2 separate regions of the Homo sapiens genome follow, and region 2 is linked to region 1. A link is an interaction called in ENCODE POLR2A ChIA-PET data of the cell type or tissue named here. Cell type or tissue: Panc1. All regions are shown on one strand. Links, peaks and the distances in the headings refer to the core of each region. The heading gives the core; the rest is flanking DNA. Region 1 has its middle 22 kb from the start of ABLIM1. Region 2 has its middle 81 kb from the start of ABLIM1.

Evidence for each region. Peaks named below come from ENCODE experiments on the same cell type or tissue, not always from the same donor. Only the 100,000 strongest peaks of a DNase experiment are listed, where the experiment ranks them.
Region 2: POLR2A ChIA-PET joins it to region 1 with 5 read pairs; 2 of 35 experiments call an interaction of 5 or more read pairs at or near these places.

The regions. Positions count from the first base shown.
Region 1 is chr10:114,673,846-114,686,822 of GRCh38, reverse strand. It overlaps a transcript of ABLIM1 not described here. Among named protein-coding and RNA genes, the nearest start is that of ABLIM1, 22 kb to the right of the region's middle. In Panc1, for the core only: no CTCF peak of the experiment used is centred there; no DNase peak of the experiment used is centred there; H3K27ac peaks cover 2,500 bases.
Region 2 is chr10:114,732,305-114,745,281 of GRCh38, reverse strand. It overlaps a transcript of ABLIM1 not described here. Among named protein-coding and RNA genes, the nearest start is that of ABLIM1, 81 kb to the right of the region's middle. In Panc1, for the core only: no CTCF peak of the experiment used is centred there; no DNase peak of the experiment used is centred there; H3K27ac peaks cover 2,241 bases.

The DNA.
Region 1 (12,977 bases), core at 6,346-8,845:
AGACTCTGTCTCTATTAAAAAAAAAAAATAGCCGGGCATGGTGGCACATGCCTGTAGTCCCAGCTACTCGGGAGGCTGAAGCAGGAGAATCACTTGAACCTAGGAGGTCAAAGCTGCAGTGAGCTGTGATTGTGCCAATGCAATCCAGCCTAGGTGACAGAGTGAGACTCTATCTCAGAAAGAAAGAGAGATAAAGAGAGAAGAAGGAAGGGAGAAAGGAAAAGAGGAAGGAAGAGAGAAAGAAAATTGTGCATTTTAAACAAGTTTCTAGGCAGTTGGTTTCACCTCTTTTGTTTTTGTTTTTTTTTTTGAGACGGGGTCTCACCCTGTCACCCAGGATGGCATGCAGTGGTGTGATCATGGCTCACTGCAGCCCCAATCTTCTGGGCTCAAGCAATCCTCCTGCCTCAGCCTCCTGAGTAGCTAGGACTATAGGTGCAGGCCGCCATGCCTGCCTAATTTTTTTTTTAATTTTTAGTAGAGACAAGGTCCTGCAATACTTTCCAGGCTGGTCTGAAATTCCAGAGCTCAAACTATCCTCCCATCTCGGCCTCCCAAACTGCTGGGATTACAGGCATGAGTCACCACACCTGGCCAGTTTCTTGACTATAATAAATCATCAACCAAATTGTGGTTCAACTAACACAAGTCAAATTTGGAGGACTATGATTAGGAAAGAATCACTTTATTGCTTAACATTCAAAAAAATCAAAGTTTCAATATTGGATTGCCTGCTCCCCCACTTTGCCCCTGTCCTGCCTTGTAAAAGGCAAGGAACCAATGCAATGCAGGTTATTTTTAAACTAGCACCCTATTTTAGCCCCTGAAAATAGCTGTAGCTCTGTACTTGGTTTCTTCTCTCATTTAATATCAAGTAGGAATAATACTTCGAGATTTAAAGGAGTAGGAAAAACTAGCCTCCATTACATTTTAAATGCAGGCTAACAAGAATAAAGAATGCAACGATGAAAGACTTCCATCCTTATGGTAAAAATCCCAAGACACTAACAAAAAACACATTAGGCTAAAATATGGAATCACTATCATGAGAATGCAAGGCATTAGGTGTAATCAGAAGATTTCAGTTGATGCGACTGGCCTTTGGCAGCAGCTGACACATGACAGCTCTGCAAATGGCAAGCATTTTATCAACGAGCAATCCAGTTGTGATTCTTTGTCTGGCGCCTGGTGCTACAGCCAAGTCAGGAGGACGTTATCAGAGGCACCAAGTTCCAGGCAGTAGCCTGGACCAGGGGAAGGGCACATAGGGTGACCCATGAGGATGGCTGTCTACCCGAGTCATTTCAAAACAAAATAAAAAAGCCACTTAGCTGGGGAAGAGAGTAAGCCAGGACTCTTCAATTAATCAAACTTTGCATTTGGCCAATGTGTTTCAAATAGTCTTGTTTTCCAGTGGATTGATTATAGGCCTTACATTAAATTAATATCTCACAACGGGTGCTGCTGGTTACATCTTTATTGGAGGAATTAAATGTTTTACCCTCACATTTAAAGCAATTATGCCAGTTTCCTCCTATTTCTTAGCCAATGTGTGTATCTGATGCCAAGGATATTTGTCCTAAGGGTCTTTTTCCATTTAAACTGTCTTCATAACTTTTCCAATATGCAAAATTCCCGGTGTTCAAAAATAACTGTGAGAAAAGTTGGATTGTGGGTGGTGGATAATCCAGCCCAACATCAGGGCATTACTGACGAAAGGAAAAAAATGCCTCTTTCCTGAGTCTTTCCGGATGAGGTCATTGTTTTCAGACAGCTTGTATACCTAATATAAAAAGGCTCAAAGTCCACGGCTCGTCTCATACCAGGAGTTTGTCAGGGAACTGTTTCCAAAGCCATAATGAATAATCAGGCTGTTAGTAAAAGAAGCCTCTCCAAGTTATAGCATTTTTTAAAAATTCTAGTAGTGAAGAAAATAATTAAAAGCCCATCTGGTTGAGATAGTAATTCATTAAGGAAAAAGAGGAGGCAGAAGGCTGGGGAATAATCGATCCTTTTCTTTCTTTATTTCATGTGTTTCAGTTATTGTGAAATGATAGTGATCAAAATCTGGATTCTGGATTGTGCAGAATGCAGGAAAATCCTAGGAACATTCTTGGCGTGTTCTAATAGTGGCTTCCCAGAAACGAGTGTTTTCAGTGGGTGTGGCGTCATTGAGCTGATGTGCTTTTGCAAGGGGTCTCTTTAGAAGTGGTAGGGGCAGGGTCGAGAGAAGAAGGGGATGCAGAATCTGTACATGAGGAAGGAGCCAGAGTCACTCAGGAAACTCCTCATTCTTCCTGCGCTGGCTGTGGCACACCCACCGGTGGCACACCCCTCCCTCGGGTCCAGTTCAGCCCACAGACTCCTGGGAGGAGAGCCAGGGCCCCAGCCTCTCCTTTGAGGAGTGTTGCAGCCTTTCTGTGTGCCAGATGCCTAGTGAAGAAAAGCTGAAACCCTGGAGCTTTGTGCATGTTAATGACCTTGGAAATGACTGAGCTCACGGACCCTCATCACACCATGGGAGACTACAAAGGTTAGACCGTCCATTTTGTAAAGTCAGCATATATTCTGTCTGGGGTCGACCGTGTCTTTAAAGATGAGGAAAGATGCAGGGCTTTTCCATTTGATAAAATTGTTTTACACTTATGATAATAAGTAAAAGATTGTTTTACAATCTATTTCTGTGATAGTACATATCTGTATAAAATGCACATCTTATTTGTCAACATATTTACATATATTCTTAATATAACAGGATGTTAAAATCGACATGACTCTTTTGTAGCAGTAGCCCAGCTCAACTCAACCAACAGTAGGTTGGTCCTTTGGGCACATTAAAAGGCATCTTCAGTGACTGTGGGCAAACACCTGTGATCCTATTTCTGGGCATTTTGTTTGAGTTTGGATGTCATCTCTAGGATGCTTTCCCTACAGTTGTGTTTGATGGGAGAGTTTGTTCCGTGGTGAGGCTGGCTGGCTTCAGGAGTGCCCCGGCTGGTCCTGCTCAGCATCCCCAGGGGCCGACAGCCAACACCACGTCCAACAGAACTGCAGAGGGTGGCCCCACGCAGTCTCACAGGCTGCTCCATTGAAACCTAGGGACTGTGGCGATCGGTTGCTGATTCCTTTGATACTGGACCCCTTAAGATAAGAGAGTGTAACTTATTTTGGTTCCTGGAGAGTAGACTCGTGGGTAATTCCAGATACGGCAGGTAGGCTGGGCCCCCTCCCTCCTTCACTTCCAATCTCGCCACTCTTCTCTGTTTCGCAGGACCTCCGGTGAGCTTGGGTTTGCCTTTGTACCCAGGACTGGTAGGACTGGGGAGCCGGGTCTGCTACACTTCACATGTATACACTTGTTACGAGGTACAAAGGAATCTGAGGTTGGCACACGCTGTAACTGATGAATAATTCATGGTGGCTTTTTATGCCACACAGTTTTCTCCTGTAAATGAGCATGATTTTGAAAGACTATGCTGATTTAAAAGTCCAGTAATGTGGTTTCCTATTCCTCACTGACCTGCCTTGGACGTTTACTGGAAAGACGAAAGTTGACAAACATTAGAATAGGAAAACTTAAAGTGGACGATGGCCCCACGTGGGTGGTCAGCCAAGAACAGCCCTCCCCTGTTCTTTCTAAAGGATAACGTCACCTCAGGTTTACACAAGATTCTTTGACATTCTGGACTTTCCTCAAATATAGAATTTGAATTTTAATAAGGACACTATGCATATTAATTAGAATGCATTCGTGTATTCCTGATACATTTAGAGTGGAAAACTATGATGCTATGTCTTTTCCAACTGAATGGGGTCCTAGTGATAAAATTAGAATATCTCAAGATGTCTAGATGTCTTTATTTAAATGAATTTAAAGTCCTCTGTTTTTCTTGTACTGTACAAAGAGTGGATTTTAGTTTGGCTTTCCAGAAAGATAGGGCAGGTTTTGGAAGAAATCTTACACGCAGAGAGACTGTAAGTAAACAGAGTAAGTGATACATCTAATTATATTTTTAGTGGTCAAGCCAGAAAGAACAACGTTCTTTCTCTTCCTTGTTTTTTAACTACTCTCCTCCCTTCTACTCCGTGGCATATTTTTAAGGTATTTGGAGTCTTTCCACTTGCTACCAGCTGGAATCTACAGAAACCGTATCTCTAGAACACTCAGCAGTTGACTTGAAGCTCAGTCATAATTAAATTGGAAGTTGGCAAATTATTCCAAGACTTAAAAACAGGCACACCTTATGTTTGGAACATAAGGGGTTTTGCTACTCTGCATTGTTTTAAATGTACTCTCTATAGGGAATATGGGCAATACTTTTAATTAGCTTTTTTTAAACAAAAGGATATTTTGAAAGGATATGTAATAAATAAGTCTGACCCTGCTTACATTTTATTTATTATTCTCAGTAGCTGGTTCCCGGATGTTTTAAAACAACAGCAAAGCTTGCAGCTGTTCATCCATCTCTCTTTAGTAAGAGAAGATCATCCTGTCCTTTCTCTCCTGGCACAGCTTGAAAGCATTAGCTAGTTAGGTGGCTGCTGATTTAAGACTTTGATACAGTGACTTACAACCTTCTGCTCTAAAGGATATACTTAGAGCTAGTGTTTGTTTACAATTAATAGTAATTTAGGACTTTGAGATAGTCAGCCGTTAATTTTATATTAAAATCTGACTGCTGACATGTATGTCTCCATCGTTAACATAGTTTAAATATTGGGGTGGTAGCCAGGATAGCAATTCAGAATATTGGGATTTTACAAGACTTATCACTAAATGTCATTCATTTCCAAAAAGAGGGAAAATGCATCGTGCCGATTAGCACTACTTTTAGGTTTCATATGAGAGAATGGAAATGCCAGACAGGTTTTCCTGCTTCCAAAGGCAGTCACAGCTGCCACTGCAAATGAGCGCTGCCACAGTCGGTGACCAGTGGGTCAATCAGAGCATGACATTGCCAGGAACGTGCCCCAGGAGTGGGAGCAGGCAGCATGCTCGGAGAATTGGGCACTGGATTTCCATAAAACAGTCAGCAATAGACTGAGTCTTAGGAGCTTCTGTCTGAGTCATAGGCTCCCCAGGCTTGTGACCACACCAGGGTACCTTGAATATCTTCCTGGAACAGGAACTCCCCAAGCCTGCTATCACTCTTCTTTGTAATATTTTGCCTGGGAAACATATGTCCTGCTGTCATGTGAATTGAAGTGGCGTAGAGAGTTAGAAGGGGATGTAGTATACACAGTGCTCTTGGGAAAATGCCAGCATGTTCATGGGGTGGCATTATTTTGTGGGAAGCACATCCCTGGTGACTATTTTTAAATGGTTTAGGCCAGGCGTGATGGCTCATGCCTATAATCCCAGCACTTTGGGAGGCTGAGGCGGGCAGATCACTTGAGGTCAGAAGTTCGAGACCAGACTGGCCAACGTGGTGAAACCTCATTTCTACTAAAAATACAAAATTAGCCAGGCATGGTGACACACGCCTGTAATCCCAGCTACTCAGGAGGCTGAGGCAGGAGAATCACTTGAACCCAAGAGGCGGAGGTTGCGTTGAGCTGAGATCGTGCCACTGCACTCAAGCCTGGGCAAAAAGAGCAAAACTCTCTCTCTCAATATAAAAATTAAAATAAAAAATATATAAAATGGCTAAAATGGTCTGGTAGCCCCATTTTCCATATATAAGGTAATGCTGGTTGTATGACTAGCTAAATGTACCTGCAGATTCATGGATTAATCAGCCACTTCACTGATTGTGGCTCTTGGCCCCACCCACATCTTTATTTTTTTACATTTAGAGTGACTGTCACTGTAATAGTCTGTCTCTAATTGGTAGCTTCATCAGGGAGGGTCTCCTGGTGAGTCATAGAGCCATCCCTATACTTGGCATTGGAGCTGTTAAGTAACATTCTGCTGTAATTAATTTACAAGCACTTTTCAACAGGTGGCAGGCACCATGCTAGGGACTGTTCAGAATAAATCTCTGTCATTTAGAATGATAATCCTGGAAGGTCCACTGGCATATATGGGCAACTAACCAACATGAGACATTATGTAATGACCTGAGCAAGAGTGGAGAATGCAAGTGTTGGGATAAATGATGTGAGAGGATGTCATCATCTAAAGATGTTAGAAAGCTGGCTAGGGAAGGCCCGGGGGATCCTTCGGGATATAGATGACCTCGCTGGTTAGAAGGGGCAGATCTGAGCATGGGTCACCATGGCTCCAGTATGAAGGAAGGGTGCCTCTTGTCCTCAGAAACCATTTCTGCCCCTTCCACACTGCCAGAGCCACAGAGGATTGGGGATTTATTTTCCCCTTGCTAACATGATTGTTCTTTGGTAAATTTCAAAGTGATTTTAACAAATATAAATGCATAACTATGGACTTGTAGAAGGAAAGCATGCTCCTTTTGAGCATGATGCACTGGTGAAGTGCTTGAGCTCTAGAAGCAGAGAGATTTGGTCAGATGGCAGCTTGGACACCTACTAGCTGTGTAATCTTGGCCAAATTTCTCAACTTCTCTAAGCCTCAGTTTCCACATCTGTAAAATAGAGATAACAATACTGTCTGCTTTATAAGATTGTGAGGATGAAGTGAGAATATCTATAAGACTCATGGCACAGTGCCTCCCGCGTAATAATGAATGGGTTATATAATTGGCAATTAGAGTTCCATCTGGGAGATTCAGATTCTTGCAAATTATTTATAACGTTGAACAGTGCTATGAATCCAAGGCCTTGATTCTAGTTTGGTAATTTTATTTTAGTTTTATGTCTGTGTGTTTTGCTTATTTTTAATTATAAAAATCATGTAAGAATAGGCTTTCATTGTAAAAATTTCAAACACTACATGAGAGGCAAAAGCTCCCTTTGACCGCTGCCCAAAATTAGGGGATAACAACTATTAGCTGTTTTATTTATCTATTTTATTTTCATCAAAGTAATCCATATTCCTAGTTTTAAAAGGCAGATAGTGTCTTCTCGCATGAATGGGAGACAAAGGAATGAGAGAGCCAAAGAGTATAGAGTTTTTCTGGCCTGACTTCTTAGGATGACGAAAACTGGGGCATTTCTGTTCCAGAATGTGGCATTTCCCAATGAGACATTTTGCATTTTTATGTTTCATGGTTGAATAAACATGCAATTTATTAAAAGGTTTAAGATATTTCTTTTTTTTTTTTTTTTTTGAGACGGAGTTTTGTTCTTGTTACCCAGGCTGGAGTGCAATGGCAGGATCTCGGCTCACTGCAACCTCCACCTCCAGGGTTCCAGCAATTCTCCTGCCTCAGCCTCCTGAGTAGCTGGGACCACAGGCACACGCCACCACGCCCGGCTAATTTTGTAATTTTTAGTAGAGACAAGGTTTCTCCATGTTGGTCAGGCTGGTCTCAAACTCCCGACCTCAGGTGATCCACCCGCCTAGGCCTCCCAGAGTGCTGGGATTACAGACATGAGCCACCACTCCCGGCAAGGTTTAAGATATTTCTAACTTGGCCTGTTTGGTGGGGAGAAAATTAATAGCAAACAACAGGGGTCTGGCAAGCCCTCAGAAGAGCAGGCAGCACACTTTTTCTGTAAAGAGCCAGATAGTAAGATTTTAGGTTTGATGAGACATATGGTTGGTGTCATGCTGCTTTCTTTCTCTTTCTTTCTTTCCTTCTTTCTTTCTTTTTCATCATGCTGACACAGAAGGGCAAGACAGCATGTAGAAATATGCGTGACCTCTTGACGGCTAAGTTCATAACTGGCACACTGTCACTTCTTTATTCTATAAGCCAGATGAGTCACATCATCAATTCCAGTCTCAAAGTGAGAGGGCATTCAAAGTTACATGGCAAAGGGCATGGATATAAGGAGGGGTGATAAATTCAGCCAATGATATAATCCACCATAGCTTCTATGCAGTACCAGTGGTATTGGCATGAATAGACATGCACTGAGACTCAGTGAAATAAAATTATTATGCTCAGTTAACCTGAAATACTTTATTCTTGGTTTAAAAAAGAAAATAAAAAGACAATCTAACCCTAGGGAACTTTCTAACAAACTCAAGGAAATGGTACACAGATGAAACCAATGAATAAGATGTTTATAGAGCAAACAGCTAAGAAATACAAGATTTGAATGCTTTGTGTGATTAGCCTAAAGCATACTTTTTCTGTGAAGGGCACAATAGTAAATATTTGAGTCTTTGTGAGCCAAATGGTCTCTGCTGCAACTACTCAAGTCTGAGATTGTAGCACAAAAGCAGCCGTAGACAATACATAAATAAATGGACATGGCTGCTTTCAACAGAACTTCATTTACAAACACAGGCAGCAGGCATTAGTTTACAGACCACTGCCCTAGACTACTGAAAGAAATAAGAAAGAGTCAGCTGTGGAAGACTTCTTGAAAAAGAATCCGTGGTTTCAAAGGCGATAAAGATTAGTTTAGCTTAACGAGACATGCTTTAGAAATGAAGTCAGAAAACAATTATATGATTGTTCAATAAATTTGCCAACAGGTTAATGTAGTTAGTTCAGTCAGAATGAAAACAATAATGAAAACTCATCATTCTTTCAAAATATTACTTGGTACTAATTATTTCTGCTCTAAAACCCTGTTTGAAAACCTGTTTGCTAAGAACGTTCATGTTTTTGCTTAGCTGGAGAATGAGGAAAAAAAAAAGGATTAGAAATAAAATGAAAGAAATACCTAATTAAAGTGATTTGATTTTATGCCACTTTAAAACATTTATTTGATTGATATGACCTAGATGTGTGTAAAGGAACTAAAGGAATTAAAAAAGAATGGTTGATTTTTAACCATCAGGAAACCATGCAAATTCAAGTGAGTATTTTTCTATTGTCAGTTGTATTTCACCTAGATTTTACTCACCAACTTTCATGTGTTTCCTCTCCATGTTTGGAGATAGAATGAAGCCTGGAATACTGTTACAAAATGAACAGTTTTTTGCTAGAAATCTTTAATACCAGTTTACTCAATTACAGTCAGCTTGTAGTTGGGAACCTGTAGTTAGATGATTTCTTTTTTATTTTTATTTTTTTGAGGCAGAGTCTGGCTGTTGCCCAGGCTGGAGTGCAGTGGCGCAATCTTGGCTCACTGCAACCTCCACCTCCCAAGTTCAAGTGGTTCTCCTGCTTCAGCCTCCCAAGTAGGTGGAATTACAGGCGCATGCCACCACACATGGCTCATTTTTTGTATCTTTTGGTAGAGACGGGGTTTTACCATGTTGGCCAGGATGGTCTTAAACACCTGGCCTCAAGTGATCCTCCCACCTCGGCCTCCCAAAGGGCTGGGATTACAGGCGTGAGCCACTATACCTAGCCAGTTAGCCAGATTTCTGCTGATTAAACCCAGATACAGAAGAGTTTGGAGTGTAGCTTTAGGAAAGGTGGGAAGGCAGAATGCTCCTTGGATAAGAGGCTTAATGCTATCAATATTTTTCTCAGGCTTTATACTTTTCTCAGGTATTTCTGGGTTTTTTGTCCTGACAGCAATGTCATAATACACACAGAAGAAGGGGCGTGAGGGGGATTGTTTTATTTCATTCATTTCACTATTATATACTGAGCTCCTACTATGTGACAGTCACCATGCTAGGACCTGGGGATACAGTCATGAGAAAGGTGGCTATGAGTCTTCCCTTTGTGGAGCTCATAGGCCAGCAGCAGTGGCAAACAAGTGGACCATAGCATGCCAGGGGTTCCAGGAGGGTCCCCCAGAGGGAGGGAACCAGGCTTTTCAGAAGTAAGAGGGATTTTTCTTGAGGTAGATAAACTTGGCCAGGCACGGTGGCTCATGCCTGTAATCCCAGCACTTTGGGAGGCCAAGGCAGGGCAGATCACCTGAGGTTAGGAGTTTGGGACCAGCCTGGCCAACATGGAGAAACCCCGTCTGTACTAAAAATACAAAAGTTAGCCAGGCATGCTGGTGCACGCCTGTACTCCCAGCTACTCAGGAGGCTGAGGCAGGAGAATCGCTTGAACCCAGGAGGTAGACGTTGCAGTGAGTCGAGATCATGCCACTGCACTCCAGCCTGGGTGACAGAGACTCCATCTCAAAGAAAAAAGCTTCATACTGATTTTATATACATATGATTAAAATAAAACCGCACAGTGAAAGGACTTAGGAGTCTCCATTCCTAGTCATTAAGCCTGAGATTGGCAATAAAATTTAAAGGAATTCTTGAGGGGTTTTGAGAACACAATAATCTGAAATCCCCCGAGTTTCTTGGGAATACCATTTCCCCAAGAAACATAATCGTATAAATCCAGTCTCATGGTTACTGATTGTTCTCTTACATTTTCTTTTTTTTTGTTTTTTTGAGACAGAGTCTTTTTTGAGATGGAGTCTAGCTCTGTCGCCAGGCTGGAGTGCAGTGTCGCGATCTCGGTTCACTGCAATCTCCGCTTCCCGGGTTCAAGCCATTCTCCTGCCTCAGCCTCCCGAGTAGCTGGGATTACAGTCACGCACCACCACACCCAGCTAATTTTTGTATTTTTAGTAGAGACGGTATTTTGCCATGTTGGCCAGGCTGCTCTCAATCTACTGACCTCGTGATTCACCCACCTCGGCCTCCCAAAGTGCTGTGATTAGAGGCGTGAGCCATCGCGCCCAGTCACATTTTCTTTTCATTTGTTGTTATACCAGTTGTGTTTCCTTCTTTTCTTGAGAAGTCGTCTTGCCCCACTGTCAGGTAATTTCCTTTCTTCTGGTTATGCATTGAATTGTGTCCTCACAAAGGACGCTGAAGTCCTAATCGCCAGTACCTGTGACTGTGACCTTATTTGGATCACCTTAACAGACCATCAAGTTAAGATGAGGTCATGAGGGTAGGCTTTAACCTAACATGAGATGTCGTTAAAAAAAGGGAAATTTGGATGCAGAGATGGACATGCATAGGTAAAAATGGCATAAAGACACAAGAGAACCATCTCCAAACCAAGAAAGGCCTGAACCTACCAGAGAGTAGCAGAGAGGAATGGAACAGATTCTCCCTCACAGCCCTCAGAAGGAACCGACTCTGCACTCTTTGACTTTGAATTTCTAGTCTCCAGAACTGTGAGACAGTTTCTGTTGTGTAAGCCACCCAGTCTACGATACTTTGTAATAGAAGCCCCAGAAAACTAGTACATCTTAGCTAATGCATAAGGTCCTGGTAAGCATGACAGGAGTTGTATATGTAAATACACGCAAAGGCTAGTGGCTGGTGTATTAGTCTGTTCTCACACTGCTATAAGGACATACCTGAGACTGGGTAATTTATAAAGGAAAGAGGTTTAATGGACTCACATTTCCACATGGCTGAGGAGGCCTCACAATCACGGCAGAAGGCGAAGGAGGAGCAAAGTCACCTCTTACATGGAGGCAGGCAAGAGACCATGTTCAGGAGAACTGCCCTTTATAAAACCATCAGATCTTGTGAGACTTATTCACTATCACAAGAATAGCATGGAAAAGACCCACCCCCATGATTCAGTTACCTCCCACTGGGTCCCTCCAGTAACATGTGGGGATTTGTGGGAGCTACAGTTCAAGATGAGATTTGGATGGGGACACAGCCAAACCATATCAGCTGGTACATACTTGTCATCTTATTGTAATGTAGGCTTCAGCTTGGGAGTCATCAACATGGGGCTCTCTACCCAATGATGACAGCTCTTCAATGATTGTGGATACTTGGCGACATAGGGTGAATGGAACATAGGGAACATAGGGAACATCTGGGACATAGGGATGGGCAAGATATTCCATCTCAGGACATAGGGAGCATTTGGTTATAACCACGCTGATACAGAGGACTTTCTACCATTATATGATGGCCATGGAAAGAGCCGTGTGCTCATATAGCAAGAGAGCCAAGAGAGGTTCTAAGGAGAAAGATTAGGTCAGGGAATTCTGGGCAGAAACTGCCTGAGATCCAGCCTCCCACAAACTTTCATCTTTAAAGATTTTCCATCTTTATGAAGAAGAAAATATTTTTCTAGTCTCTTCATGACTCTCAGAGCATTCTTATAAATTTCTGATTTTGAAGGTTTAACAGTGTCCCTTCACTTCACTTCCACTTTTGAGATGGAGCAAGACTCCATCTCAAAAAAAAAAAAAAAAGAATAACAATTATTAAGATAGCTCAGATCTTTTGAGTCCTCACTCTGTGGCAGGCACTGTGCTATGTCTTTACATATTGTATTATCTAATTTAAATCTCATTTAATTGCCTTAACAGTTCTAGGAAGGAGGTGAGGAAACTGTTACTTACAAAACATTTTCCCAACTTCGTGGTAAATCTTGCCCAACTTCGTGGTAAATAGCGGAGCCAGAGCTTGAACCCAACTCTGACTGCAGAACTTATGTCTCACTACCTTCTGAATTCCTGAACACCAAGTGGCTGAGAATATGAAACATTTTTACAGTTACGATGTACATTTAAAATAATAACTGCTAAACTGATTCTTAGGAATTGAGACCAAAGGTGTGTACAAAAGGTCTCTCTTCTTTTTAATTAATTAATTTTTTTTTTTTTTTTTTGTGACAGAGTCTCGCTCTGTGGCCCAGGCTGGAATGCAGTGGCATGATCTTGGCTCACTGTAACCTTCACCTCCCAGGTTCAAGCAATTCTGGTGCCTCAGCCTCCTGAGTAGCTGGGACTACAGGCGCATGCCACCACACCTGGCTGATTTTTGTGTTTCTAGTATAGATGGGGTTTCGCCATGTTGGCCAGGCTGGTCTCGAACTCTTGACCTCAAGTGACCTGCCTGCCTCGGCCTCCCAAAGTTCTGAGATTACAGGCATGAGCCACCACACTGGGACCAGATGGTCCCTCTTAAACTCTATTTTGCTAACTAGATAACCTGGTTCTCCCCACTTTTTTTTCCTCTGATTACATTTGCCTGAATTTTGCCCTTAATGTCTCTCTTCTCAATAGTCTTTTATTTTTTTAAGTCACTCTAGGGATTTCATCTTTATTGAAAA
Region 2 (12,977 bases), core at 4,946-7,445, 60 kb before region 1:
GCCAGGAAATATTTTTAAGTTAACCATTTGTGGAGTCCTTACTACGTGTCAGGCAGGATAGCATTGTAGTTAAGAGAATAGACTCTTTTTCAGTGATGTAGAGGAAGTAGGATTGTGGCTTGGAGGAGAGGGTGGGGCAGTGGAGGAGGACAAGCAGACCAATTAGTGGCATATTTTGGAGGGGGGATTGACAAGAATTGCTGGTGGAGTGGATAGAGACTGAAGGAGAGAGAGAGCACCTGGGAGAGGGAAGCGGGGGTTGTGGTGCTGTTTCTCCCTATCTGGGGAGAGGGGCAATTGAGAGAACAGGTTTTGGAGTGCAAATAACATCAAGAGTTCTGTTTGCACATGCCAGTTTGAGATGCCTCTGAGACATCCAAGGGGGTGGTCAGGCCAGCAACTGGACACCCGAGTCCTTATGTCAGGGCAGGGTCAAGGTGGGAGCTTTCAATTGGGAATTTGTCAGCTAGGAAGAGCATGTAGATGGGACACATTCTCTAAAAGAATGATGCTACCCAAAAATGGCCCAGAGCCTGGTGTTGCTTCATGCCCTGCCTGCTCCCATCCAATATGATAAAAACAGAAATCGAGAATAAGTATTAGAAACTTTATTACTTTTATTTATTTATTTTCTTTGAGACAGGGTCTTACTCTCTCATCCAGGCTGGAGTGCAGTGGCATGAACATGGTTCACTGCAGCCTCAACTTTGTGGACTCAAGCAATCCTCCTGCCTCAGCCTCCTGTGTCCCTGGGACACCAGGCGCATGCCACCATGCTCAGCTAACATTTAGAAACTTTTATAGCAATTACAGCAAATGATCACTTTAATTTTGTATGCCTTTGATTTCATTGTCTTGATAACTTGTTTCTTTGTTGCATTTTTCCGGTCGTATCAGTCTGCGGTGGATTGGAAATTAAAGCAGTGCCTGGGTTCTTCTCCCCAGATGGTTGAGAAACACTGCTGTAAAGTTTAGAGGTTGATCAGGGGAAGAAGAGATAGAATAGAGCCTGAGAATAAATGGCCAGTGAGATAGCAGGAAAACCTTGATTTTCCTTGTACTTGAATCCAATCTAACTAAGTTTGAGTCTACCTCCAAAGCACAGGTGCTTCACTGCAATTTTATATTGCCTTCTCCCTAGAGAGTGTTCCCAGAATGAGGCCTGTGATATAACACCAACAGAACTGTGGTCCCATCACGAAACTTCTGCTTCTACGCCCACGCCACATCTCATGGTCTCCCAAGAGGCCAACTTAGGCTGCCATTACAGGCTGCATTCCTGGTGGTTCATACAGAAATGAGACTCTTCTCCCCAACTTCTTGTCTCACTTTGTCTTGGGTTCCCAGGGAAGCCCTACGTGTGCTTTATGTTTTGTATGTTTTGGAAAGTCCCTCCAGAAGGCAGCTTTTTTTTTCTTTTACATTAGCCCATCTTTTTATGAAGGTTAGACCTTGTTCATGTGGCAAGGCTGAAAACCAGAGCCATCCTCTCCCCTGCATATCAACCCTTACAACAGAAGAGCTGTGATGGAGAACAGGAGGCAGCCACAGCTGACAGTCTCGCTCAGCCAGGCTGGATCTTTAACACAACTTTGAGGTTTTCGTTTTTGAAATATACTATTGACTAACACAGTAACTTCCCCAGAAAAGTTTTGAAAGAGGAATGATTTGATTTTTAGAGGTTCAAGAACTCCTCATGCTTGAGAGAAGGAAAAAAATAGAGAAGACAAATAACTAAAATATTTATTATCTACCACTTGGACTGATTTAAAATTGAGTTTAAAAAACAAATTACTCCACAGAAAGATCCAAGATGGTTATATCTAATTTATGCAAGAAATCTGGCAGTGTGTCTGAATCTGGCAGTTTGAACTCCAAAAAGTACAAGTGGTTCTACTAGTGACCTTTAATGTTTCTGAGTTCCAAAATATATGACACCTTTAATAGCTAATTGAGTTACTTACTCTGAGAGTTCTTCCATTTACTGAGGGCACACTGTCCAGAACCCTAATAATATCTAACCTCATTGCCCCAGAATCAACACCAGTAGAATATAAACCATTAATTCTAGAAGCTATTCTAAATCTTCACTTTTAGGCAAATTACCTTGAAGTTGCTTTTCCTAGTTGCAATTTGCTTTAACCGTATTAATGCTACTACTTATACCCTCAAATATAACCATATTAATTTTAAACGTATACTACTTATTAGTAGTAGTAGTAATGGTAATAATTACAAAAACAAACTAACATTTTTTGAGATACAATGTGCCAAGCAATGTTCTAAGACTTTTACACAGATTAACTAATTTAATCCTCACATCTGTCCTTGAGGTAGATTTTTATTTTTTTATTTTTTTGAGACAGAGTCTTGCTCTGTCACCCAGGCTGGAGTGCAATGGCACAATCTTGGCGCACTACAACCTCCCAGGTTCAAGCGATTCTCGTGCCTCAGCCTCCTGAGTAGCTGGGACTATAGGCGTGTGCCACCACAGCCAGCTAATTTTTGTATTTTTGGTAGAGACAGGGTTTCTCGAGGTTTGCCAGGCTGGTCTCAAACTTCTGGATTCAAGTGATCTGCCTGCCTCAGCCTCCCAAAGTGCTGGGATTACAAGCATGAGCCACTGTGCCTGGCTGAGGTAGATAATATTATTACTCCATTTGACTGATGAGAAAACTGCGGCACACTAAAGTTAAGTCAAGTCACTGCATCAGGAAGAGATTTGTTTTCTTATTCAAGTTGCTGGTCTGGGTATTCTGCCTGTGAAAGTAGGTGATATGAGGAGTGCAGATGAGAATGTTTTCATCTTTGTTTTGCTTATAAATTGTTGGAAATGAACTCAAATAATGCAGTGATGGGGCACAAAGATCAATTGCATCTTCCCTCTTTTTTTGTAGATGGAGTATCCAAAGTGTACTTTTGGCCATTTTTAGTCCTTAGAGAGACTTTGGCATTTTGCAGTTAGCTAACTGCTTTTATAATGTTTACAGTGAAATTAACACGTAGCAATTAAAAATATCCAGGGTCTTTCAAGGGATACTTAATGGAGCCTTTATTTTATAATGCAAAATCGCAAAAGAGTAGTTTTTTATTTATCTTAGAGCATTCATATTTCATTAAAAGGAAGTCAGCTTTGAGAGTCAAAGCTAGCTTTCTGCCAAGGTTAGCAAAATCTATGAGAATTAAGGTTTGCTTTACCCTAAAAATTCTTAAGTATCGAAGTCCATAAGTTATGGATTTTGTTTCATGTAATTGACAAAAAGGTAATTATTCTGTACTTATGTTTTGTTATGGTTTTCCTTAAACAGCTCTCCACGTCTCTAGAAACTTCTACAGGATGCTTTTTATGACTGCATAACATTCCAATGAGTGAATATACCATAATTCAAAGGCATTGCCAACTTGTTTTCCACTAGCAATGTGTAATGGTGCCTTCACTACTTCTGGATTTTAACTTAACAACAAACAATCTCTGTCAGTTACTTGTGGTGAACAAAAAGAATCTTATTATTTGAACTAGCAGGATTTTGATTAGTCATAAATCTAACCTTTATCCATATACTTATTTTGTGAACTCCTTGATTATTTTGAGGAGGGGTAGAGGGATCAGGGAATGTTCCTCCTTTCTCTTCCTAAAGATATTAACCATTTTTTCTAACATATGGTGTACATATTTCTTCTCAGTTATTGGAAGTTCTTTTGATTTTAGATCTAGTGCTCTTTCATTACCTTCAAGGATTCATATTAAGAATAGGCTGGCCAGGCGAGGTGGCTCACGCCTGTAATCCCAGCACTTTGGGAGGCTGAGGCGGGCGGATCACGAGGTCAGAAGATCGAGACCATCCTGGCTAACACGGTGAAACCCCATCTCTACTAAAAATACAAAAAATTAGCCAGGCCTGGTGGCAGGCGTCCATAGTCCCAGCTCCTCGGGAGGCTGAGGCAGGAGAATGGCATGAACCTGAGAGGCGGAGCTTGCAGTGAGCTGAGATGGCGCCACTGCACTCCAGCCTGGGCGACAAAGCGAAACTCCATCTCAAAAAAAAAAAAAAAAAAAAAAAAAAAGAAGAATAGTCCTATCAAGGTGTTATCAAGCAGAATCTTTAGGGTGACTTGTAAATACTATACCACTATGGTAAATGGTTTCCGAAGTACTTAAGACAGTATCTTCCCTGATTTTCAGTCTATGTATCACCCCAGAGAAGCAGAAACACAACTTTTTATTATTTCTTTATTCTTTTTTTTTTTTGAGACAGGATCTCGCTGTGTCACCCAGGTTGGAGTGCAGTGGTGTGATCTCAGCTCACTGCAACCCCCGCTTCCTAGGTTCAAGCTATTCTCCTGCCTCATCCTCCTGAGAGTGGTGCACACCACTATACCCAGCTAAGTTTTGTATTTTTAGTAGATATGGGGCTTCACCATGTTGGCTAGGCTAGTCTCGAACTCCTGACCTCAAGTGATCCTCCTGCCTCAGCCTCCCAAAGTGCTGGGATTACAGGCATGAGCCACCACGCCCAGCCAACTTTTTATTATTTCTAAAGACTGCTTTCATATAGGCTCTGTCCAAGTTGCTATCCCAAGTTACTATATCTAATATAGTATATATATACTATTGAAATTACTGTATCTAATAGTATCCAAGTTACTGTCTCAAGTTACTGTATCTAATCAGTATAGTACTAATTTTCCTGTAAATTTAAATTTTAGGCTGCAGCCACTTCCTTCCATACTCAAACATTTTCCATTTTGAGTCCCCTAGGAGGATGTGAAGGAGTCAGGATTTAATAATGCCCAGATTTCCTCCTCGGTAGAGTAAGAAAGATTTCCGAGGGAAGTGGTGGAAGTCCCCTACACAGTCCCAAGCAAAATTAAAAAAAAAAAATTCCCGAAGAGAAGGTAGGGAAGGGGGAAGAAAGTTCAGCTTCAAATCTGTAACTGTCCATTTGTGTTAGTGCGCCTGCTTTGCTTGTATGTAGCATATGCTACGAGTAGGAAAAGCTTAAAATGCCTATTCTTTAAAGTCCTTCTTATAATTAACAAATATGGGTCCTCTTAAAATCTTGAGGCACATACTAGCATTTCCCAGTCTTAGTTAAGAATCAGGTCAATGCATGTTAAACTATCATCTGCTGTATTGTAAGAGACTCTCCATGTATAGCCTAGACACACTCTTAGATACTTCTGGCGAACATTCTTTCTCTGCGTCTTATAATTGCACATTGTATGTTCAAATTAAGACTTAAAAATTGATGCCAACAGGTTTGCTGTTATTTAAGAAATGGCTATCTCTGTTCTTGCTGAAAATAGGGAATCCATCTAGTATACTCAAGGCCAGGATATTTATTGCTTCTTTTTACTTTAGTTTTATTAATAGAAATATGCCCTAACAAGAAAAGAGCTTGGTTGAGCTTCCTTTAATCCGTTTGGGCTGTTTTCAGTTTATTTTCTAGCATTGAAGCAAAGATGTAACACTGCCTGAATGCTAGTCAAGTTGGCATTTAACCATCTGAATGGAAGTGGGAAATTGCTATATCCAATGGATTCATGTTTTTGATGGCAGAAAGATGTGTTTAATGTGTTCATTTGTTATGCAATTATTTTGTTTTCTGGATTCTGTGATTTAAAAAAAATCAAGAAATCATGATAAAAGCAATGCATATATGATGGGAAATTTTTTTAAAAAAATACTGGATGATATTAAGTTAAAAAAAAATCCAGCCTCAATGGTTCTACATACCAGAATTAATACTTTCAAACAATGCTTTTGTTCTAAATGGTAACACCTAAAAATCTACATTGTTCTTTTTTCATTGATTAACTTCAGACTCCTTATGGTGAAAGATAAAGATTAGCATACTTCCTCTACTTCTACCTCTCCCAACCCTGTCCTGCCTTCTTGTTCTATCAACCCTGGACTCTATGGACTCGCCAGGATGTAAGATGAAGAATGTCCCTAATTATTCCCAGCTTCTCTCACTCCACCTCTTGAGCTCCATCAGTTCTGTCACTACTTTTACACAATCAAAATTTGACATTTACATTTTCATGTTATAATTAAGCTTGTCTTGCTTTGTCTGTAGACTAATTTGTAAACATCGGAAACTAGAGAAAGAAATGCAATTCTGTGTGTTCAAACCTGTAGTTTTTAAAAGAGACTGTTCAAAGCATTAAAATCCAATGGATTTTCTTTTGTTACATTCCAGTTACTTAAAATCACCACCTTTTCATTTGTTTCTATTCAGTTAATGACTTTCTTCTACTTCTCTGCCTATTCTGGAGATTTTAAGTGCCTTTCTTTTTGTGTACCTGAGAAGAAACAATACTTTCACCCCCATTACTAAGACATTTTAGCATCTTAATTGTGCTATCATTTGAAGGGAATCATTTCCCTTATTTGTCTTAAATAGAGCATGTCCTTGTGCATCCTGACCACTCTAGAAAAACAAGAAGTCTATCTTTCCTTCCTCTAACCAACTAGCACTCCCTACTTTTTTTTTTTTATCGTGCCTCAGTTTCCATCTGTTATAGATCCAACAAGGAGTTTATGAATGAAGCTGCCATTTTATTTGTTTCGGTTTTGAGGCACAGTAAAACTATCTATTAAAGCATAAGTGAGCTAGCAAAGACCCATTTCTACTTGAACTAAATCACCAAAAGCTGTGGCCTATCTCTTGAGCTCTGTTTTGGTAGTCTCTGCAGTTTTTCTTTTTAAAGCATGAGAGTAAGTGGATTTTGTCATTATTTTTTCTCCTTAATTGAATGACTAGAGAGTATAAAGTGCTGCTTTAGATCTTGTGCACATTTGTACATTTTCCCATGAATGTCCTACTTGGCTTAGGACAAGTTACTTTGTTTCTCTAGATGCCTGAATTTCTCTCATCCCTTCTTTGGAAAGCATCATTTTTTGATTATTGAGATATAATTCACATATCTGCTGGGCACAGTGGCTCACACCTGTAATTCCAGCACTTTGGGAGGCCAAGGTGGGTGGATCACTTGAAGCCAGGAGTTCGAGACCAGCCTGGCCAACATGGCAAAGCCCCATCTCTACTAAAAATACAAAAAATTAGTCAGACACGGTGGCACGTGCCTGTAGTCCCAGCTACTTGGGAGGCTGAAGCATGAGAATCACTTGAACCTGGGAGGCGGACATTGCTGTGAGCCAAGATCGCGCCACTGCACTCCAGTCTGGGCGACAGAGTGAGGCCCTGTTAAAATAATACATAATAATAATAATAATTTATATATCACAAATTTCACCCTTTAAATTTCAACCTTTAAAGCATACAATTTGATGGGTTTTAGTAAATTTTTTTAGTAAAAGTTTTTTAATATTCACAAAAGTAGTAGTAGAGTGAACATCCATATATCCATCATCCAGAATGAACAGTTATAGTAGTGCCTTTTTTACTAGAGTGGTTCTGAGGCTGAACTGATGCTGGTGAAACATTAATTTCCTGTGTGAATCTGCAAGAGAGAAATCATTCCTATTTTGGCCACTATCTCCTGAGACCATAATCATTTGAAACTCTTTGAATGTTTTCTGTGTTAGGTAGCAACAGATTAAGAGATTTCTTTACTAGGTAGCTTTGAACATGCTCTGTTCTTAGTTCCTTTAGTACATCATCTTGAGGTGTGAGATAAAAATTCTTGAAAAAAATTTAGTGATATTTGTACCTGTTGATCACACAACATTAGAATCTTGCTTCAGTTGGGGTAAGAACTTGGCAGGACATGAGCAGGCCCATTTACAGGATCAGGACTTGGGGTCTGGAGGAGAGCAAGGTGCAGGTTGGGAGGGATTTGGAATTAGAGCTGCCATTGTGTTGAAACCGAGGAGTCAGGAAGCACTGAGGGTGATGTCGTCTCAAAGGTCAAGGTCGGAAAAGGCCTTGAGTTCAGCAGGCCAGATGATTTGAAAAAGTGGTTCTCCAAAATTCTTTGTTTGTTTTTCCTTTTGTTTTGTTTTGCTTTTGAGACAGGGTCTTGCTGTGTTGCCCAGGCTGGAGTGCTCACTGCAATCTCTGCCTCCTGGTTTCAAGAGATTCTCGTGTCTCAGCCTTTGGAGTAGCTGGGGTTACAGGCGCATGCTATTACACCCAGCTAATTTTTGTGTTTTTAGTAGAGATGGAGTTTTCCCATGTTGGCCAGGCTGGTCTTGAACTCCTGGCCTCAAGTGATCTGCCTGCCTCAGCCTTTTGAGTAGCTGGGGTTACAGGCACATGCTATTACACCCAGCTAATTTTTATATTTTTAGTAGAGATGGGGTTTTCCCATGTTGGCCAGGCTGGTCTTGAACTCCTGGCCTCAAGTGATCCGCCTGCCTCAGCCTTCCAAAGAGCTGAGATTATAGGCTTGAGCCACCGCGCTGGGCCAATTCTCCCAAATTCTGATCATAGCCTGTCTGTTTTCTGTCCCTGTTTTTTATTTCCTGCTGATGTTAACTGCCACCGCCCCACAGATGAATCTAGGCTGTGCAGGTGTGCCCTCTTCTTCCAGAGTTAGTAGGATGTTCAGCAACATATACTTGCAAACTATTTCAGATAGATATAATTTAAAGCATCATTGCATTACATCGGGTTTTAAAAGCAGAAATATATGAAGTAATATTTCTCTCTATATGTTGGTCACTAGATTTCAGGGCATTTTATATTTTCAGACTACCCTGTCATGTGTACTGCTGATCTCAATGTTGTCCCTGGATTCATGTTTAGATAGCTGTCACTGGATGTACCATTTATATTTTTCCCAGCATAAATATCTCCTTTGTTATTTTTAAACAATGGTAAATGAATATGTATAATCATTGCTTTTATTGCTTTTTAAGTAGGGACTGAAATGGTAGCTTAGCGTTGTTGTTTTTTAATATCCAACCCAGTCAGCCAATATACTCATCTAATTCTTTGTCCCTGTTTGGATTGGCTTGATAATCAAACCAAGAATGGCAGTGAAAATTAAGTCACTATGGCCCATTTTATTACATTCTTATTTATGAGGTCTTTGCTTAATGCAAGCAGTATCTGTGTTAAATTTCACATTCTAGGGCCAGGCTATTCTTTACAGGTGACAGATGGTATAATAGTGGACTTCAAAACCAATGCCTTCTGGTTCCTGGGGGGCACTTTAAGGTTATGGAAATGATTCTAGAAAAACATCACCACCTGTCTAAATCTCTTCTGCAGGAAGTTTAGCTCTCTTTTGGGGGTACATTACATAAAATCATTGCCTTGCCAGCATATTTAGATGTCATATTGCTCCACAAATGGTGATGTGGGGAGATCTACTGGCCCTTCAAAGGATATTTGGTCAGATATTTTGAGAATAATACAGAAATTTGTGATCACATATTCATATTCTTTCACCTAGTCTCTTTAGTGACAGAGGCACACATGCTATGTTGTAATATTTCTTTGACTATTGTATTCCTGTTCCAGCTTTGTATAATAAATATAACTTTGACTTGACCACAACAACAGTTTGACTGAAACATTTTTCATGATAAGACCAACACATTGGCCGGGCATGGTGGCTCACGCCTGTAATCCCAGCACTGTGGGAGGCCGAGGGGGGCAGATCACGAGGTCAAAAGATCGAGACCATCCTGACCAACATGGTGAAACCCTGTCTGTACTAACAATACAAAAATTAGCTGGGCGTGGTAGCGTGTGCCTGTAGTCCCAGCTACTCAGGAGACTGAGGCAGGAGAATCGCTTGAACCTGGGAGGCAGAGGTTGCAGTGAGCCGAGATCGCGCCACTGCACTCCAGCCTGGTGACAGAGCGAGACTCCGTCTCAAAACAACAACAACAGCAAAACCCAGCACATTTATTAACCTAAAACAAAAAAACCATGGGATTGGCTCCCAGTTGGCTCCCAAATCCCTCTAACATACAGAAATTAGAATTTTTTTATTGTTGTTTTTCTGTGTTCAAAGAAATAAAGGACATTTCACTAGAGGCCTATCTGTACTCGATTGTGCTACAAAATAATAATCTTAGATACCTGAGGAAACCATTGCTGTTTAGACTGAGACTCTTCATCATTAGCCCAGGCATCTGCCTGCCTTCCTCTCTTCATGTTATTCCAGTGTCTGAAACATATTACAGTAAGTAATCAGGGGCTTGTGCTAGCCTACTCAACTGGGGACTTCTTGAGGTCAGGGACTCAAGAATCTATCTTGTCTTTGTAAACCTTTGAAGTGCCTAGAATTGCATTTTGTACATGGTAGAGAAAAAGAAAAGAATTCCAAGGCTGTACTTGCTAACTTGCTGCATTTTATGTAGTCACATAAGCCCCTTTAAGTCCATGCTGGAACCAGTGTAGGTAGCATGTTCTCACTTTAAAGCTCTTCCAGCCAAGAACTTTCCTACGTTTACTTAATTATTAGCTATTTAGTAAGCCTATTTTGCGTATGTTTACTTATTAGTTATTTACTAAGTTATCGCTAGATGAAGGGCATTCTGTTGGGCAGTGTGAGATACATACCAAAGAAACCCAACCCTCAGGAAACCTCCCGTTTGGTTGTGAAGAGGATTTATCCCTTTTGAAAATTCAATAATCCATGTAAAATTATCAGATGAGGATTTGGTGCCAGGATAAGTCATGTCACGGGCAGGAAAGCACACAACCTTATTATGTGCCCAGTGGTCTGGGAAGTCTTCCTCTCCCAAGGAGTTGAGCTGAGAAAATATTTGCAGATCATTGCAAAGGATTTGGAAAACAGAGGGTGAGGTGGGCCTTCCAGAGAAGGAGGATTGGGGGAACAAGGTGCGAGAGTTGCGGGGGTGTTGTGTTGAAGAATTGTCTGGGAGAAACTGAAGGAAACCAATTTGGCTAGAATGGAGACTTTGGGAGAGTGTCATTGGAGTAAGGTTGGAAACCTGGGTTAGGACCACATTATGGAGGGCACGAATGTGAGGTTATGGATTTAGCTGTGTAAACAGAAAGGCATTTTGAAGGTTTTGAGCAAGGGAGTGCCATCATCTAAGTGGTATTTTAGGGAGATTTGGTGGAGAACCAGTTATAGGGTGAATTAGATTAGGTGACAAGGAGCTGGGGCAGGGAACAAAGGCAGGAAGACCAGTTAGAGTTACTGAATCCAGCTATTAAAGTTGCAAGGTCATGGCCAAGCGTGATGGTTCATGCCTATAATCCCAGCACTTTGGGAGGCTGAGGTGGGCGGATCACCTGAGGTCAGAAGTTTGAGACCAGCCTGACCAACATGGCGAAACCCCATCTCTACTAAAAAACAAAAATCAGCCGGGCATGGTGGCACACGCCTGTAATCCTAGCTATTTGGCAGGCTGAGGCAGGAGAATTGCTTGAATCTGGGAGGCAGAGATTGCAGTGAGCCAAGATTGTGCCACTGTATTCTATCCAGCCTGGGTGACAGAGTGAGACTTCATCTCAAAAAATAATAATAATTAAAAAAAAATAAAGTTGCAAGGTTCTCAAATCTGGAGTTGTTGGTTAAAATATAAAAGAAGAATGAAATGCCAGAAACATTTTTATAGAACAAATCAGCAATGGAGGCGTATGTTTCTGATACAGGTGGTATCTGGCAGATGTACCTGGTCTGCGACTTATTGGGAGCAAACACATCCTTTATCTAATTATAAGAATACTGAATCTGGATGTTATTAATTGATTTCCCCAGGCACTACCTGTGTTCCTGGGTACTGAAGAAAATGGGGTGTGACATCTTGAAGGATTTATCTCAGTAGGGTCCAGTTCAGAACATAAATAAATAACTTTAGCTCAGCATGCTACAAGAAGGCTGACTTTTACATTGTTTAGCATGTCTGATTAAATTAATTTCAGAGACTAAACTTTAAATCTTCAAAGGGCATGTTTTTGCTCGGGGTACAGCATTACAGTAGCTGAATTACATATGCTCAAGCCCCATGAGCATTAGGTTATTTTGTTCTAAAGGGCAATTTTTTTGGTCCTACTTTGTATTGCATAAAAATTCAAAGGATTCAGAATAGTTGCTGTTTTCCCTGTGGTCTTTGATTAGGACTCTGTTCCCTCTGTTCTTCCACCCTGGACCTATCAATCACCTATCACCTACTAGTACCTGATTCACACTGTACCTGGCATCCCACCCAATCTTTCTAACTTACCAATGAGATTGTGTCACTTCCTTGCTGAAAACCCTTCTAAGCAGTTTTGCTTACAGAGCAAAGTCCAAATTCTGTAACTACACTCATGGCTCTCCACAACATAATTGAGCCACTTTTAGGATTCATAATATGGAATCAGTGATTCCAGCACATTCTTAATTATTATATTTACGCTAGATGGACATAATAATATAGATGAGAGAATCTGAACATTAAATGAGGTTTATATCACCTGAAGTTCAGTTGGAGCATGAGTCAATGCAAAAAATTCACTTCTACATTTTGAGTTTTATCTTCTTTAGTTTTGTGTTTAAGGATTATTTGTCATAGATATTTCCATGTATTAAAGTAATTTATATAGTTGGCCTTTTCAGTGACTATGGCTTCAAAATTAATTTATTAATCTTTTCCTTTTTTCTAGAAATAATTTAAGGCAGTTTATAATGATGTATAAAAGATACCATGGTAGCATAACTAAAAGTAAGTGAGATAGAAAAAAACATAGGTATAAATCTTTATGACTTTGGACTAGGCAACGATTTCTTAGCACAAGCAACCAAGGAAAAAATAAATGGAATAGATTTCATCAAAATCATAATCTTTTGTGCTTTAAATGACATTATTGAGAAAGCAAAATTGCAACCTACAGAATGGGAAAAAATATTTGCAAATCATATATCTGATAAGGGTCTATTTTTCAGAATATATAAAGAACTGTTATAACTCAACCAAAAAACCCACAGATAACCTAATTTTAAAATTTGCAAGGGACTTGAATAGACCTTTCTACAAAGAGACATAGAAATGACCAACTAGCACATGAAAAGATGTTCGACATCATTAGCCATTAGAAAAA